Regions from separate parts of the Homo sapiens genome. Here region 1 is linked to region 2. Evidence: chromatin contacts called from ENCODE Hi-C or POLR2A ChIA-PET data. All regions are on one chromosome and are shown on one strand. Each heading gives the region's core, a stretch centred on a gene start or an enhancer-like site at or near the end of the contact. The rest is flanking DNA. Distances are from core to core; before and after follow the strand shown. Region 1 overlaps MAML3 (mastermind like transcriptional coactivator 3). Region 2 overlaps MAML3 (mastermind like transcriptional coactivator 3).

Region 1 (5,427 bases), core at 2,411-4,910, 42 kb after region 2:
CCACCTTAGCCACTAGACTTGGCTCCTTATGCTTTTTTCACTTCCTGCAAAGTCAAGCCACTAAAATAGTTGCCACCAAATAACAGTAATAGCAAAAGTGTGCTAAAATGAGAGAAGGTTTTGGGAAGATGGCAATGTTCCATATCATAATTGTGATGGTGATTATACAAATGTATACATTTATCTAAACTCACAGAAGTATGCACTGAAAATTAGTGAATTTTACTTTATGTAAATTATACCTCAATTAAAAGTTTTAAATTGTGAATTCTGACGACAATTTGCAAAGAGGAATTATCCATATCTTAAGTATGAAAATAAATGAATGAAGCTTTTGATAATTCTAAAGGAGCAAAACAATAACAATCATTTAGATTAGCTAGAGAACTATACACTTATAAACAAAATACAACACAGAATACATTACCTAGATTATGCACCAAAAATACCAGGTATTTCATTTTCTCTTTCAGATGAATATACTACCTGGATTCTCTTTCAGTAAGACTGTGTTTCTGATGAAGTTCATTGAGCCATTTACATTTTATCTTGGATTTGTGACCACTGATATTCAGCTGTTGGATGACTACTTAGAGTAAGAATCCAGTGTTTAGCCATAAATCAAGCTACTTGGCTCATTCAGGTGTTTCATCCTTCTTCTTAGCATAGTGAAATCATGCTATGGTCAACTAAGTTAAGTGACCCAGTCATAGGGCCAGGCCGTGGGTCACTAATATTGGGCTTTAAAAGAGTTCTCTAAAACCAGCAGGATTTCTCCAACAAGTCATTTCAAACCTCAGGAGCTTTGTTTTGGCTGCAGTGCATGAATAGCAAAGGCAGGCTGAATTCGCTTTCCCTACTTCAGTCCATTGTTTAGGTCACATGCAGGCCAAATTCAAAACAGTGCTGAATCTATCGGCGAAGATTAAAACACTGGAAAGTCATTATTGATTCGTTTGGGCGGGTCTACGTCGTAAAGGTTAAGTGTAGTAAGTGTAGGTTCTGGACCACAGACTCTTGGAAACTCTTTGTTTCCTTGAGCAGTTATTACTGGAAGGGAGCCTTGGCATCACCCCCACAGGGAGCTATATATTCAAGTCAGGCCCCAGTCAGGATATTTCTTGGTCAAAGGATAAATGAGGTCTCCTAAAATAGTCCTGACAGGCCACCAACATCTGTGAATACCACAAGTTCACACCTGTAATCAAAACCACTTATTCTCCAAAAAACAAAAACAAAAACCAGCTCAGAGGATGGGATGCTGCCACAATTGTCTCTCCCTTGGAGACAAAGAATGGTCAAAAACCACTTGCTTTGATAAATCTTGCTGAAGCAACAAAAATAGCTGTGTCATGCAGAGATGATAGAATTACCTTTCACCATTACATCAGAACAAAAACCTCCAAGAAAGGCAAAATTTCTCATTCTCCCATCTAACTACATTCACAGGCAAATCCCTAAAATTCAAGCCAAATTACATACAAGTATTTTACATAGCTTTTTGCATTTAGAACATCTGTTAATTCAAAATGTGGTTGATGAATTAACGGCCTACAACGTTCCTTTAAAACCAAACCACCTAAAAATCAATTTATTCTTACATTTAATAGTTTTTTTTTTTTTTTTTTGAGACAGAGTCTCGCTCTATCACCCAGGCTGGAGTGCAGTGGCGCTATCTCGGCTCACTGCAAGCTCCGCCTCCCGGGTTCACACCATTCTCTTGCCTCAGCCTCCCGAGTAGCTGGGATTACAGGCGCCCACCACCACGCCCAGCTAATTTTTTGTATTTTTAGCAGAGACAGGGTTTCACAGTGTTAGCCAGGATGGTCTCGATCTCCTGACCTTGTGATCTGCCCGTCTCGGCCTCCCAAACTGCTGGGATTACAGGTGTAAGCCACCGCGCCCGGCCATTTAATTGAACTTAGTAAGTGTCTGTTACATGAGTACTATGTTAACCACTATTATAGGAGATTTTGGAGAAGTATAAGGCATGTTATCATTCCTTAATGTACTTATAATTTCATTGAGAAAGGCAGTGTACACATTAAACAGCTAGTTGAGCGAATTTGGCAATATCCTAAACATTGCTGGGCTTCTATTTCCTCACTGGTAAAATGAAGGAGTCAGAAGAGATGATTCCCGAGACTCTTCTAGGTCTCAAGTTCTATAAACCTTTCAATGCCTACGTAGAAAACAATCCAAGATAATATATGGTGAAGTCCAGATAATATATGGTCAAGTCCATATATTATATTGTATTTATTGATAAATAATCAATACGATAGGAGGTCAGAGAAGAGAGAGATCAATTTTGAGGTGGCAAAGGTTTTCTGGAAAAAGAAACTTCAGCTTGGACTTGAAGGACGGGTAGAATGTGAAAGGGGCAGGAGGTGGTCACTGTTTACTAAGAGTGCAGAGGGCTTGTGCAGGGTGACTGGAAAAATTCTTGATTAGGGACAGGGAAGATGAGTTTGTATTTGTCTCTGTGGATAAAGGGATTATATGTTGTCAAGTGGTGGATTTAAGTAGGGGAAGTGATATGACGACTTGGTGACATGATCCTATTAACCTGCAAGTCAGATCACACCATTCTCTTCTCAGAGCCATCCAGCAGCATCCCATCTCTCTCAGATAAAAGCCAAAGTCCTTGCAAGGGCTTGCAAGGCTTTGCAGCATCTGCTTCTTCCACCCCTATCAACTGTCGCCTTATGTCCTCCTCTCCCACACCAGCCTCCTCAGAGTCTTCCTCATATACCAGGCACACTTCAAGCATTTTCACATGCGTTTCCTCTGCCTAGACTGCTCTTTCCTCAGGTATCTCCATGTTTGGCTACTCCTTCATGTAATTGCTCAAATGTCACTTTTCAGTGAAGCCTTCCCTATCACCGTATCTAAAATTGCAGCCTACCCTTTCCATACACACAGGCTCACACATGAACACGCGTGCAGGCATGCACACACACACACCCCATATACCTCCTTATCTCCCTTCCCTGCTCTACTTTTTTCATTACATCTACCATATTCTACCATGTGATATGATTTATTTACTTTCTAAAATGTCTCTATCCACTGCCCTCCTCCCTTAGGTAGTATAAACTCCATGAGGAAAGGGGGTTTTGTCTGCTTTATTCACTGCTGTATGTCTCAAGCCTAGAACAGTGTCTGGCCTAGAATAGGGGCCCAGGAACTATTTGTCCAGTGAATGAAGGCATGAATATAATGAAAAAGGTGTGAAGTCATTAACCTCACAGATTGAACTGCAAAGTGGAGGGCCTAGAGGTTATGAAAACTTGGACTAAAGGAAGGCAATGGGAAGAAAAAAGGAGCTGACTAGGAGAGACTTCATCAAGAAATAACAACCAGGGGCTGTTAACTATCTCAGTGTTCAGGCCTGGATTAAAGGAAATATATTCACCATGGGAATTAGGAGAATGTTAGGGGCAAAAGAGGAACTGAAAATGTACTGAAAATAAAATGATGCATAGTTTTATAAACAAATATCAGTCAGATTTAACTTCAGTTGTTTCCAAACATAATTGATTGCTATTTTCTTCCTGCTTACATTTCTGAGAATGGCTAAAAGGAAACTAAAAAAGAAGGAAGTGGGAAATGTGTAACGTGCCATACTTTCCTTTTAAGGCAACTTCAGCCTGAATGCTGGGCAAAGCCTCCCACATTTCACAATTTGTTCTCTATCAGCTCTCAGGAACACAAAATACAGGAAAGACAGATCCTGTTCTTCTGGTTTTTTTTCTTTTCTTCTTCTTCTCTTCATTATGTTTTCTCCTCCCCCAAAAACAGTAATCAGAGCAGATGACAAGAAATCTTTTTAACATCAGCCTTGGTGTAATAAGCATCTTGGAAATGGAAAAAGCAAGAGGGGATGTGATGAAGTCTTTACCAGTCTGTGCAGATGTTAAGACTTTACTAGAGCCACAGCAAGAAAGTACTATTTATGTCAGGTTAATATCTTATTCATACATTTCTTTAGAAATTATGAAGGCATAGTACATTAACATCCAGTCATCCAATATTACTTAGAATCATAGGTGATACCTTCAGGAAAAAAAAGGTGGATGATCTTATTTCCTGATTGAAGAAATCTCAAGTACAGTTGAGAAGCCATATGTGGTTAGTATGTACTTAAGATATGAGCTTTAAAAGCAAGTCCTACATTTCTGCAAATTCAAATTTTACTATTACCTCTTTTAAAATTCAGTGTTTTTTAGAGGCATTTGCTTAATTAAGTTTGATTCTATACTTATTTTTCTGCCTTTTAAATACATACCCTAAATTAAAACTAAATCAGTGGTTCTCAACTAGGGTGATTTTTTTTTCCCTCCAGGGCACATCTGGCAATGTCTGGAGATAGTTTTCACGACTGTGGGGAGAAGAGGGTGTCACATCCATTAAACAGAGGCCCAGGTACTATGGTCTGAATGGCTGTATTCCCCCAAAATTCATATGTTAAAACCTGATCATCAATGTGCCATATTAGAAGGTGGGGCTTTTAGGAAGGGAATCAGGTCGTAAGGGCAGAGCCTCATGAATGGGATTTGCCCTTATAAGAGTTCCTGGTGAGCTGCTTCGGCCCTTCCACCAGGAGACATGCAGCAAGAAGGCACCATCTATGAACCAGGAAACAGGCCCTCACCAGACACTGAATCTTGATCTTCAACTTCTCAGCCTGCAGAACTGTGAGAAATAAATTTCTGTTGTTTATAAACCACCCAGTTAATGGTATCTTGTCATAGCAGCCCAAATGGACTAGGGATGCTGCTGAACATCCCAGAGTACGCAGGACGGCCCCCGCCACAGAGAAGAATCTAATTTAAAATGCTGATAGTGCCGAGGGTGAGAAACTCTGGCCTAAATCATCTCTGATAGAGATCCCCAAATTATGATAAAGCAATAACCATTTTAGTCCAAGTGTGTCCTTCACATAAGACTAAGGAGTGGAAGAGTGGAGCTCTGCAAATTGCATTGTTTAAAAATGCAGTCAGACCCTACTTTGGAACATTCTGCCCTTACTGGTAATACTAATTATGAACATATAGATTAAGTCTCCAGATAAGAATTAAAAGGATGTTCTGGCCAGGCGCGGTAGCTCACGCCTGTAATCCCAGCACCTTGGGAGGCCGAGGCGGTTGGATCACCTGAGGTCATGAGTTCGAGACCAGCCCAGCCAACATGGTGAAACCCCGTCTCTACTAAAAATACAAAAATCAGCTGGGTGTGGTGGCATGTGCCTGTAATCCAAGCTACTCAGGAGGCTGAGGCAGGAGAATTGCTGGAACCCAGGAGGCAGATGCTGCAGTGAGCCAAGATCTTGCCACTGCACTCCAGCCAGGGCCACAGAGTGAAACTCCCTAACAAAAAAACAAAAAACAAAAAACAAAAAAAAAACAAAAAAAGGATCTTCTA
Region 2 (4,833 bases), core at 1,917-4,416:
GTTCAGCTCTTCCTTTTACGTTCCTCTTCTGGCTACCTCATTTATCCTTCCGTAAACCTTCACTGATGAGAGATGTGGTAACCCAAGCAAGTCTATCGTTCTTGCAACTAAAATGAACCAGCACACTTAGGACACGACAGGGTTCCTGCTGTCATTTCTTCCTCTTACCTTGTACCGTCTAAAAATTGCAGGGATGTATTAAAATGCTTTCTACTCCATGTTATTTTAGGTAATATTTAATTAGGTTTTTATGCTTTAATACGATGTCTGATGTTCTGGATCGTATCCTCTAATTTTTTCTACTATAATAAAGTTCCTGACACTAGTTTAGGATGGACTGCATCCTCTTCATCAGAAGCCTTTGTCTTCCTTCTGCCTAAACTTCTGCCCCAGGCTCAACAATCCTCCTGTGCAGTCTCCTTCCGTAATCTCCCCTTCTGCAGAATAAAAAGAACTTTGTAAAAGTACTTTAGAAATAAGCCTGGCTCGGTGGCTCACGCCTGTAATCCCACCACTTTGGGAGGCCCAGACGGGCGGGTCACCTGAGGTCAGGAGTTCAAGACCAGCCTGACGAACATGGTGAAACGCCGTCTCTACTAAAAAAAAAAAAAATACAAAAATTAGTTGGGCATGATGGCTGGCACCTGTAATCCCAGCTACTCGGGAGGCTGAGGGAGGAGAATTGCTTGAACCTGGGAGGCGGAGGTTGCAGTGAGCCGAGATGGTGCCACTGCACTCCAGCCTGGGCGATAAGAACAAAACTCTGTCTCAAAAAAAAAAGTACTTTAGAAATAATTTTTTGATTTGCTTACTACTTTGAATAGTATTTTTGCCTGCCTTTCTTTGCCCAAATTTTTGTAAGAAAAAACATCATGCAAATAAAAGGTACTCAATTCTTATTTTTCACAACAGGGACAGTAACTTTCTCCTCAGATTTTCATTGCTTACTTTTTACATTAGTTCCTCGATGGTTTATAAGCTTTTGTTTTTGTTATCTTGATTTTTTTTTTGATATCTTGGAATTTTTTTATGTCACCTAATTTGAACTAACTGGAATGGAAGGATGTAATCATGTGGGGAAAAACATAAAATACTTTCAAAGAAACTAAGTTTCATTGATCTCAAGATTATGCAGTACCTCAAACTAAGGTTAACAAAGTGTTGCTTCGTTAACAGGGACTTGGAGTCAGTTAAGTGCTTTAATAAGTAGATAAGGCTTATTTGCAATTAGCATATTGATTGTTTACATATAAATGAGTGCTTCCAAAGTGCTTGAGGGGAGCAGGAAAACAGCTTGTTAAGAGTTTTAAATGCCCCCCTTACAGATCATTTATCTCTATACTAATAGACACTATCTTTGAACCAAGTCTTTGCTAGTCCAAGGAGATATCAACCAAAAAGCTAAAATCACCACACATTTCAAATAAGTATAATTAATTAATGATCTTTATTTTGGGGAAAATGTTACCAAAAGTCCCTTCAGAGTGGGTTCACCTGATGGACAAACAATTGAAAAGACAATCAGATCCAGAACTAGTTTCACGCCAGCCATGGTGATCTCTCGTATCTCCATTTTAAGGAAAACGACCAAATTCCACAAGTTTTGTTCACAGCTGACTGAACCAGGTAGAAGGACCCAACCCAAGGAAAACCCGTGGTCTCTGTATGACACAGATTGGCTTGAAAAATGAGCTTGGTCTGTCAGCTTCTGACCCTCACAAGTTTATCTGGAAACACAGGGAAACATAGTTAGCCGTGGCAGCAGAACCTAAAAGCGACACAGCAGACAGACAGGCCAAGGGAGGGGTTGAGTCACATTCGAAAGCCAAGAAACTAAGAAATTCCTATGAGGAGACAGAGATGTGGAGAGAAAGAAAGAAAGAGAAAAGAAGGAAGCAAGGAAGGAAGGAGGGAAAGAGTGGGGAAGGAAGGAAGAAAAGAAAGGGACACACGCATAGCCACACATGTAAGACAGATGATAGATGGAACCTGTGCCCCTTGGAGGGAGTGGTTTGTCCCTATATTTTCCCTGGTTGGCTCTTCCTACTCAGGGCCCGCCCATGAGCATCCTTAGAGCCAACCTCTTTGTCCTTTGAGGTAAACTGGGGCGCTGTTGTTCCTTACTCTGTAACTTGCTGTCAAGAGACGAAAACACCCCAAACCATCTTCCAAATAGGAGCAAGGGGTGGGGACAGGGCAGGATGGGGAGACATCCAACACGTAATGCATTTTACACGGAAAAGCCTCCTTCTCATGCACGTGAATTTGCTTAAATATTTCCAAATTTTCACCAAGACAGCACCACAAAAAGGTCTTTTTCTGGGCTTCTCAAGGCCTACATCCTGGGAGTGAGTAAAGCTGGTGGGGCGGCTACGCTGTTTGGGCCTGATGCCAGCAACATGGTGGAGTCTGTCACACTCCTTTGATGTTCACAGTCAGGACAGCTTCTGCCTGCTAAATATTAATCCAATTTGGCCAATCAAACTTCAGGTGTAGTAAATGATTACAGTAACAGGCAGCTTGTAACCCAGAGAACCCTTCCGCTTCCTGAGGTCAGCCTGGGGCTTTGTTTGAAAACCAGGAGTAGCACAGCAGGGAAGAGGCGTCCCAAAGGAAGAGGGATGGGGTGGGGGTGTGTGTGAACGAGTGTGTGTCTGAGTGCATGGGATTATGAGTGTGACTGTTATATGTGAATATGTGTGAATGTGTATATCTGTGAGTGTATGTGATTATGAATGTGTGACTATATGTGAATGAGTATGTGAGTGTATATGAATGTGTGTGGGACTGTGTGACACTAAGTGTGTGAATTTGTGTGCCAATGTGTGAATATATGAATGTGTGAATGAGTGTGTGTCTATGTGTGTGAATACGTGTATGTGTGAATGTCATGTGTGAATGTGTTTATGAATATTTGTGAGTGCATGTCTGAGTGTGTGTGAATGTGTGTGTCTGTGTGTGATGTATGTATTTATGAATATGTGAATGTATAACTATGCATGTGTGAATGTGTGTAAGAGTGTGTGGGACTATGGGTGTGTGTGCGACTATGGGTGTGTGTGCGTGTGAGTGAACATGAATGTGCATATTTGTGAGTGTTGAGGAGGGAGGGAAAAGGAGAAAAATAAAAGGGAAATAAGAGGGTGTGTGAAAATGTGGCAATTCTCTTCTCAACTGGAAATACAGATTAACATGTGCAAAAAACAACCCTGACCCGAGTTTTCAGCTGTGCATGCGGCGGTGATGTCACTCTCCATTAATCAGGAAGCAGATGCTCCTGGCTGCCTTCTCTCCATCACCCCCTCAGAAAGAGGGTGAGGGCGTCCACGGGGCTCTTCGGCTTTCTTATTTCTACCCCCATCGAAAGGCAAATATGAACCATGTGGCTGTCTCCACCCCTGACTTTAAAAGCATGTGTAGTTAAGGGACTTCAGCTTTTCCTAAAGAGTATTCCTCAAGGGAGTAAGGAAAAAACCAAACTCAACCACTAAAGTGTTCTTCCCTAAATGTCAAAGAAATCTGGTGGGTTGCTGATGTTGTTTTTCTAAACCTCTTTGCCCTAACAACACTTTGTAACATACATGGAGTGCAAGATTCTCTTTTTGCAGAGAGAAAATAAACCCTAAGGCATAGAGTAATTTTCTGCTTGTTGAATCTTGTGCCTGGTTTGTTTCAACAAAGCCAGGTTTCCTTAGCATCACCTGGCCTAATCTACAGAACAGGCACTTCCATGAGAGTGTAACCATGTTTAGCAAAAGGTATCAGTTTGCCAGCTACTTAATGTCTTGGGCAACGTACGGCTGCCAATATCCACTCAATTAGAAGGTATTAATCATGCATTTTACTGCTCTCCCCCTACTGCCTATCACCCCCCTTCCTCAGCAAGGCACAGAACACAGCCGACTTCTCATGTAATTCAGCCTTCCAGGCAGATGCAGTTACATGGCAACCATCAAGACACCTCTTTTTTTTTTTTTTTTCGGACTGATATTCTATTAATCCTTACAAGTTTATTAGTTCTGACTCATAACAATCCATCAGCCATAAGTGCAATAAATGATGCTTGGAAATTAATACCCACGTTTCAGCAGAGAAGGTTTTATATATTGAATTATCTTTAAAGTTATAAATAAATAACATACGTGAAATAGATTTAAGCAATAAAAATATATTCTGCAAACAATACCCAGTAAGCTTAATATTCACCAAGCTGAAGTTACTTGGGCAGTATCTTAATAAGCCCTCAACTCCCTGCCCTCCTTCTCTTCCCTGGTAAAATCATAAATCCATCACATCAAATATTGGGGTTCTTTCTTGGAGGAAAAATAGGGCTTCCTTTATCTAACACTTATTCTCAGTGTTTCAAGTGTTTCAGCTTTCCTAGGGTTTTTTTGTTTTTTTTTTTTGGTTTGGTTTTTGCTTGTTGTGGGGTTTTAGTTTTTAAATTTTTCATAATTTATTTTTGTGCTTTCTGCTAATTTTTTCCAGCTTCTTTAAAGCATAATTGGCATATAAAAATTGTATACATTTAAGGTGCACAACATGATGTTTTGATATATGTATACATGGCAAAATAATTATCACAAGCTAATTAACATATCCATCACCTCACATAGTTACCATTTATTTTCTATGTGTTGAGAACTATTAATGTCTACTCTCTCAGCAATTTCAAGTATACAATACAGTATTACTGACTGTAGTTACCATATTGTACATTATATCCCTGGAACTTATCTATCCAGCATAACTGAAACTTTGTACCCTTCGACCAACATCTCCTCATTTTCCCCGCCTCCCAGCCTCAGATAACCATCATTCTACTCTATCGGA

What was found. Hi-C counts contacts between places; a loop is a spot of excess contacts on that map. ChIA-PET counts read pairs that join two places held with the same protein, here RNA polymerase II (POLR2A). Pooled maps may share reads with other maps.
Region 1: POLR2A ChIA-PET joins it to region 2 with 16 read pairs in naive thymus-derived CD4-positive, alpha-beta T cell. The contact joins two enhancer-like sites. A Hi-C loop is called at or near these places in 3 of 168 maps with a recorded cell type or tissue (cardiac septum, left ventricle myocardium inferior and psoas muscle), 2 of 37 single-sample maps with no recorded cell type and 3 of 50 pooled maps. POLR2A ChIA-PET finds 5 or more read pairs at or near these places in 6 of 52 experiments (Caco-2, activated T-cell, activated naive CD4-positive, alpha-beta T cell and 2 more).

The regions. Positions count from the first base shown.
Region 1 is chr4:139,972,496-139,977,922 of GRCh38, forward strand. All of the region lies in intron 1 of MAML3 (mastermind like transcriptional coactivator 3), which reads right to left. Among named protein-coding and RNA genes, the nearest start is that of MAML3-AS1, 150 kb to the right of the region's middle. Within about 2 kb of position 3,661, at least 10 of the 41 ENCODE cell types and tissues checked have a DNase peak (open chromatin) inside an H3K27ac peak, as active enhancers do.
Region 2 is chr4:139,931,250-139,936,082 of GRCh38, forward strand. The region is part of intron 1 of MAML3 (mastermind like transcriptional coactivator 3); the gene reads right to left. It overlaps LOC105377452 (a long non-coding RNA gene), which reads left to right. Exons shown (of 4, transcript XR_007058279.1): 4 at 1-467. Among named protein-coding and RNA genes, the nearest start is that of MAML3-AS1, 190 kb to the right of the region's middle. Within about 2 kb of position 3,167, at least 5 of the 41 ENCODE cell types and tissues checked have a DNase peak (open chromatin) inside an H3K27ac peak, as active enhancers do.